Regions from separate parts of the Homo sapiens genome. Here region 2 is linked to region 1. A link is a contact called in ENCODE Hi-C or POLR2A ChIA-PET data. All regions are on one chromosome and are shown on one strand. The core of a region is the stretch at or near the end of the contact, and the rest is flanking DNA. Distances in the headings are between cores, read along the strand shown. Region 1 overlaps PITPNM2 (phosphatidylinositol transfer protein membrane associated 2). Region 2 overlaps PITPNM2 (phosphatidylinositol transfer protein membrane associated 2).

Region 1 (3,590 bases), core at 721-3,220:
GGATCACTTGAAGTCGGGAGTTCGACACCAGTCTGGCCAACATGGTGAAACACCGTCTCTACTAAAAAAATACAAAAATTAGTCGTGTGTGGTGGCGCATGCCTGTAATCCCAGCTATTTGGGAGGCTGAGGCAGGAGATTGCTTGAACCCAGGAGGCAGAGGTCACAGTGAGCCGAGATTGTGCCACTGCACTCTAGCCTGGGTGACAGTGAGACTCCATCTCAAAAAAAAAAAAAAAAGTTTAGCACTTTCTCAAAAAGTTAAACATAGCATTACCATATGACCAGCAATTCCACTTCTGGGTATGCACCCAAAATAACTGAAAACAGAGACTTGAACAGATACTTGTACACCAAGCCTTCAGATGACTCCAGCCCTACCAGCTGCTGCCATGTATTCACAGAAAAACCTGTACACCAATGTTCATTGCAGTATTATTCACACTAGTCAAAAGCTGTAAACAACTCAAGTGTCCATCAACAGATGAATGAATAAAATGTGGTCTATCCATACAATAATAGAATATTATTCAGTCACAAAGAGGAATGAAGTAATGCTACATACCACAACATGGATGAACCTTGAAAAGATTCTATTAAGTGAAACAAGCCAGACACAAAGGACCACATATCCTGTGATTCCATTTACATGGAAAGTACAGAAAAGGAAAATATATAGAGACAGAAAGTGAATTAGTGGTGGCCTGCTGCTGGGGAACATGGGGGAAATGAAGAGTGATGCTAATGGGCGCAGGGCCCTCCCTCCCTCCATCCATCCCTTCCTCCCTCCCTCCTTTCCTTTCCTTCATTTTCTTTTCTTTCTTCCCTTTCTCTCACTTTTCCTTCCTTCCTTCCTTCCTTCCTTCCTTCCTTCCTTCCTTCCTTCCTTCCTCCCTCCCTCCCTCCCTCTTTTCTCTCTCTCTCTCTCTCTCTTTCTCTTTCTCTCTTTCCTCTTGCTTTGTCACCCAGGCTGGAGGGCACTGGCATGATCACAGCTTGTTGTAACCTCTAACTCTTGGGCTCTAGTGATCCTCTCACCTCAACCACCTGAGTAGCTGAGACTACAGGACCATTCCACCACATCTGGTTAATTTTTTAAAATAATTTAATAATTTAATAATTTTTAATTTCTTTTCTTTTTTCTTTTCTTTTTTTTTTTTTTTTTTTGAGACAGAGTCTCATTCTGTCACACAGGTTGGAGTGCAGTGGCACGATCTAGGCTCATTGCAACCTTCGCCTCCCAGGTTCAACCGATTCTCCTGCCTCAGCTTCCCAAGCAGCTGGGATTACAGGTGTGCACCACCATGCCTGACTAATTTTTGTATTATTAGTAAAGACAGCGTTTTGCCATGTTGGCCAGGAGTTTGGGGTCTCAAACTCCTGACCCCAAGTGATCCGCCTGCCTCGGCCTCCCAAAGTTCTGGGATTACAGGCATGAGCCACTACGCCCAGACATGCTCAACTAATTAAAAAATTTTCTTTTGTAGAGAATGGAGTCTCACTATGTTGCCCAGGCTTGTCTCAAACTCTTGGCCTCAAGTAATTCTCCTGTCTCAACCACCCAGAGCTTTGGCATTACAGGCTGGTACAGGTTCCTTTTTCTTTTTCTTTTCTTTTCTTTTTTTCCTTTCCTTTCCTTTTTTTTTTTTTTTTTTTGAGACAGAGTCTCACTCTGTCTCCCAGGCTGGAGTGCAGTGGCGAGATCTCAGCTCACTGCAACCTCTGCCTCCCAGGCTCAAGTGATTCTCCTGCCTCAGCTGACCAAGTAGCTGGGATTACAGGCGTGTGCCACCAAGCTTGGCTAATTTTTATATTATTAGTAGAGAAAGAGTTTTGCCATGTTGGCCAGGCTGATCTCAAACTCTTGACCCCAAGTGATCCACCTGCCTCGGCCTCCCAAAGTGCTGGGATTACAGGAATGAGCCACCGTGCCTGGCTGGTACAAGTTTCTTTTGAGGTGATGAAAGTGCTCTGGAATTAGGTAGTGGTGATGGTTGCACAACTCTGTGAATATACCGAGAACCTTTGAACTGTACACTTTAAGTGGGTGAATTATATGGTGTATGAATTATAGCTCAAGTAGCTGTCAAGTTATTTCAAAATCCCGTGGGTCAAGGGGGCCTGAGGGGTTTGCTGAAGAATGTTCTGTTGCTTGGCCTGGTGCTGGTTACACAGGCATATTCACTTTTTGCAAGACCATCAGGGTAGACACTTATGAATCATAAACTTTTCTGTATATATACAACACTTGAATAAAAAGTGAAAAAGAATTAGGAATGAAACTGGGAAAGAAAAGTCTGCAGGCTGCTCAGAGCACCCCACCTTTAGAACACCAGGCCGATGAGGGCCCTGCCACTCAGCCATCTCCCTGACACAGCTCCAGCACACCACTATGAGCTGACTCTTGCCAGGCAGCAGGGTCTCTGAGAATGAGCAAGCGCTCCTCTCTCCCTCCAGGAAAGCCGCAAGCCCCATCAGCCAAATAGTTAAAGCTGAAATAACCCCAAATAGCAAAATCCCCCACCCAGTGGAGGGCCTGTGCAGCCCTCACCCAGAGGAGTTCACAGAAAGTAGAAGAAAGAGATGTCATTGTCCAGGCTGGTCTGCTTTGGGAAGAATCATCCCTGCTCCAGACTTGGAGTACGTGGAAGACCTACCCCAAAGAGAACAACTATCATGTGATTAGAAGACATGAGGGGAGGCCTTCACTCAGCCTCAGGGGGGTCAGGGAAAGTGACCTGCAGGGGAGCTGGGAGGTGGGGAGGCACTCACCAGGCAGGGGTGGACAGGACAGATATGCTGGGTAGGGAGGCAGGTGACAGAGCTGAAGGTCTGTGTCTAGAGGGAGCCCTGGAAGCGTGTGGACTCAGTTGCCTGGGTGTAGCCTGCGAGGCAGGAAGTGGCAGGGAAGGGCCTGGGAGCTAGGCAGAAGCCATATCACAAAAGTTTTTTTATTTTTTTATTTTTGTTTGTTTATTTGTTTTGAGACAGATGAGACAGAGTCTGGCTCTGTCACCCAGGCTGGAGTGCTATGGCATGATCTCGGCTCACTGCAACCTCCGCCTCCCAGGTTCAAGTGATTCTCCCACCTCAGCCTCCCGAATAGCTGGGATTATAGTCACGCGCCACCACACCCAGCTAATTTTTGTATTTTTAGTAGAGATGGGGTTTCACCATGTTGACCAGGCTGGTCTCACACTCCTGACCTCAAGTGATCTGCCCGCCTCCGCCTCCCAAAGTGCTGGGATTACAGGAGTGAGCCACTGTGCCCGGCCATAAAAGGAGCACAGTTTTGATGCTAAGGGAAGGAAAGGGTTTAAGCAGGAGAGGAGCACAATCTAATCTGGGTCCCAGGAAGAACGTCCTGGTACATGTATAGAGAATGGGAGATCCCCTGGCATGGGCAGCTGCCCACAGGGGTGTTCTTTCCTGGGTTTAGATAGGAGGTGAGGCCCCCAGCTCCGGGAGCAGCAGGAGATGCCTCTGTGCTCAGCAGGTAGGCCAGGTACTTAGCGGCTTTATGAACATGAAATCTTGGTAGCTGAGGGCAAAGGAGAGAAGGGAGAGGCCGGGCTGCAGTTGAAAGTGGT
Region 2 (3,590 bases), core at 336-2,835, 40 kb after region 1:
GGGCGCCCGGCCAGAACCTGAAGCCCCAGGGCACATAGAGGCTGTAGGCTCTGGTGGTGACGGTTCATCTGAGTTACAAGCGGCTGAGCCTCCTGGGCTCCCCACCGCGACGCCCACCCCTAGTTGAGGAACAAGCCCTAGGAGGCTATGGGAAAGAAGGAGGGGGAAAGCAGAGCCATCTGGCTTGTCCTGAATTATTAACCACAGAGGAGGAGGTACAGCTAAGGCCCTGGGGGAATCAGGTGCAGCTGCTCTCAGAGTTGGAGAGGGGAACTGGAACCCTTTTGCAGATCCAAGGGATCCAGAGGTTGGAATGTGACCCTCCGTGCCAGCTGGGCCCCAAGTCCCAGGGACCCCTCCTGTACACCTGACAGGTGCTACCTCCTCTCTGGGCCACTAGGCAGCAAAAAACAAACTATGCCTTCATCCCCTGACCTTTTACTCTTCAAAGTACTTACGAACCCACGTTCTTCACTTCTTCTTTTTGGGCATTTTGTCGGAAGGATAAACCAAGGCCAGGTGAGATCAGACAATTCAGCCAAGGTTGTAGGGCTGCCAGGGAGGTGGTCAGGGTGTATACCAGGTCTCCGTCTCCAATGCCACCATGGGGTCCCCTCCCCAAGAATTCCAAGTCACCCATGGCTGAGCCATGGGAAGAACACCTGCTATGTCTCCCTCTAATTTGCCTTCTGCCTCCATCCCTTTTGATTCTGGCCCTCACCAGCACTCCCTGGGTGTCAGAGACAGCCTTCTAATTGGCCTCTATGTTTCCAGTTTGGTTCCTCTGAAATCCTCCTTCTAGAAACCATTAGAGGACATCTTCCCAATGCAGATGCAACCATGTTTGCCAGCTCCCCAGAATGTCACTGGAAGCCATCATGCCCCACCCACAGCCTCTCCAGGGCCTCTCTCACTCCACCATTCACCTGCTGTTCCCTGCTGTCATTCTTGTTGTTCCCTGTTTGCGGTCCTCAGCTCCAAAGCCCTCAAGAGCAGCACCTGCCTCTTACACCTCGGCCCCAAGCACTGCAGAAGCTGGTAACTGTTGCCTGAGGCATTTGCTCAAGGCCCCAAGCGCTGTAGAAGCTGGTAACTGTTGCCTGAGGCATTTGCTCAAGTGCTCAACCCCTGCTGGTTCTTTTGTGGAAAAAGCCCTTTCCCACGGGGTCCACCTGGAAAATTCTCGAAGTGTCTATTAAGAATCAGCTTACACAGCACTCACTCTGAGAAGCCCTCCGAGACTACTCTGGGCAAAGCTGAGTGCCCAGGTGCATTGAGAGCACCTCAGCCCCAGCTCCCACCACACCCCATTCCCATTGTCTGGGCCCAAACCATGAAGCTCAGGGCAGCACCCGCATCTGCTTCATTTCTGCATCTTCAGGGCCAAGCCCACAGCGAGGTGCTCTACAGATCTCCATAAGTACTTAGGAGAGGCACAGCTGTGGGGGCAGAGGTCAGCATCTAGGCAGGGAGAGAACCAGGCAGGGAGAAGGCCAACCAAGGATATCACAGGCTGAAGAGCCCATGTGTTTCCAGTCAGAGAGGAGGAGCTCACAAGCATGGGACCTTTTCTGGGGGCTCTTCCAAGGGCCATCTGGAGAGCAGTGAGTCAACCAGCCACCTCCTGTGTGGCTCAGCCCCTGCCCCTTTCCGTAGCAGCACTGAGCTACATAGCCTGAATTTGGTAAAAGGTCTCGGATGTGGGGCAGAGGGCCCAGAGAAGGTCAGGGAGGAACTGCCTGGGAAGCCAGATGCCCACAAGGCTCTGTGACTTCACTTCCAGGGTTCGGTCTGTACTCTCTGCAGTCAGGAGTACTGTCCCAGCTTTACCACCTTCTGGCCCTTTAGCACCTGGCCATACACACCCACTAATGCCCCCAGAAGGGTGGAGGCCCACTTCTCCCCCAGAACAAGCTTGACTGATTTGTTTTCATATCATCTGAGCTTCTCTCTTGGACAGTGGGAAGCTGGGAGCTCCACCCAGGCTGCACACAGGACTGGCTTGAGGGCCATAGAGCAGGAAATAAATGGTGAGCTTGTAGCACAGCAGGGACAAGGCAGAGCCTAAGAAAGGGCCCAGAGTCTGGTGTATGCCTGATTCTGTGGCTATGAAACATCCGGAATAGACAAATCCATAGAGCTAGGATGCAGACAGATGGTGGCCAGGAGCTGTGGGGAGGGAGGAATGGGAAGTGACTGCTTAAAAGGGACAGGGGTTCCTTTCAGGGTGATGGAAATGTTTTAGAACTAGATAAAGGTGGTGGCTGCACAATCTTGTATGCATACTATATGCCACCGAATTGTGCACTTTTAACATGTTTAAGCTTACTGAATTTCACCTAAAAAGAAACGAGGAAAGAAAGGTCAGGCAGAACTCCAAGTATCAGTTTCCTTTTTTTCTCCAAGTCCTGGCAGCGCTCCCTTTTCTGCAAGCTAGCATCCTGGCTCTTTTTATCAACCCCCAGGCCCCAAGGGCTCAGAGCACAAATCGAGGGTGAGTTTTCCATGTTGACCTTTATTTTTTTATTTTTAACCAAAGATGCTCCAGCATACTGCAGGAGAAGGAACTTGACTGGGTCACCTCCTGGTTAAAACCCTTCAAGAATTCACCTTCATTCACCAAAGCACCCTGAGCTCCTTGCCTTGGCACTGGAAGTCTTTGCACAGGCTGGTGAACTGACACCCTCACCCGTGAGGACCCAGCCCGTCTGGGTGCCATCACCTGGGTCTCCACCTCCACCGGGAAATTCTGACCTACTAAGTTGACCTAGCTCCTGACCTAACTCAAGAGCCACCTTGGCAGTAAAGCCACCCTGACCCTGTGACAGTCCCTCTGCCAAGCCCCCAGCGCCTGACACTTCCACCCAATGCTCACTCAGCAGCTCATCCTGCATGAATGCAGAGTGGCCTGGAGGGAAGTGACTGCACACAGGATATACAGACTCTCCCACCACAAATAAACAAGCGATTCTGTCAACAAAAGAGCCAGAAGAAAACTGCACTCCTATTGGAAAGGGATGAGGAGCGCAGAGGCTGCAAGGAGGGTACCAAGTCAGAGCTGGGAAGGCCCAAGGCAGGGTGGAAGGTGGAGCTCAGAGAGGGTTCCAGGGTCCCTGGGTATAGGCACGGTCCTCCTTATAGGTCACCACCTAAGGGGGCAGCAGTCCTTAAGGGTGCCAGGTTGACATAGGTGGGGTCACAAACCTCAGAAACTGAAGAACTTGCAATCCAACCCTATCATTGGGTAGATGGAAAAATTAAGGCCCAGAAAAGGGCAGACAGTTGATCTACTCATCCTTCCACCTATGCATCCCTACTCGCATCTACCCATGCATCCCTTCACCCATGCATCCACCTATCCATCTACCCATGTAGCTACCGCGCCATTCACTCATGCATGCATCCACTGATCCATCCACCCATGCATTCATCCACCCATGCATCCATCCACCCATGCATCCATCCATCATCTACATAGGGCAGGGGTGGGACTAGAGCCCAGAGCCTCTGCCTCTAAACCCAAAGGTCTTCACAACGGGTCACAGTTGACTTCTTTACACTCACGGCAGCTCTGGGAAACTTTCTGACCC

What was found. A loop is a pair of places that touch in the nucleus more often than their neighbours do. ChIA-PET counts read pairs that join two places held with the same protein, here RNA polymerase II (POLR2A).
Region 2: a loop to region 1 is called in a map of HepG2, with 8 times the contacts of the local background. The contact joins two enhancer-like sites. A Hi-C loop is called at or near these places in 1 of 168 maps with a recorded cell type or tissue (HepG2). POLR2A ChIA-PET finds 5 or more read pairs at or near these places in 5 of 52 experiments (BJ, K562, PC-3 and 2 more).

Annotation. Positions count from the first base shown.
Region 1 is chr12:123,017,146-123,020,735 of GRCh38, forward strand. The region is part of intron 3 of PITPNM2 (phosphatidylinositol transfer protein membrane associated 2); the gene reads right to left. Among named protein-coding and RNA genes, the nearest start is that of MIR4304, 8.2 kb to the left of the region's middle. Within about 2 kb of position 1,971, at least 2 of the 41 ENCODE cell types and tissues checked have a DNase peak (open chromatin) inside an H3K27ac peak, as active enhancers do.
Region 2 is chr12:123,057,637-123,061,226 of GRCh38, forward strand. All of the region lies in intron 2 of PITPNM2 (phosphatidylinositol transfer protein membrane associated 2), which reads right to left. Among named protein-coding and RNA genes, the nearest start is that of PITPNM2-AS1, 22 kb to the right of the region's middle. RefSeq lists an enhancer at 858-1,359. Within about 2 kb of position 1,586, at least 5 of the 41 ENCODE cell types and tissues checked have a DNase peak (open chromatin) inside an H3K27ac peak, as active enhancers do.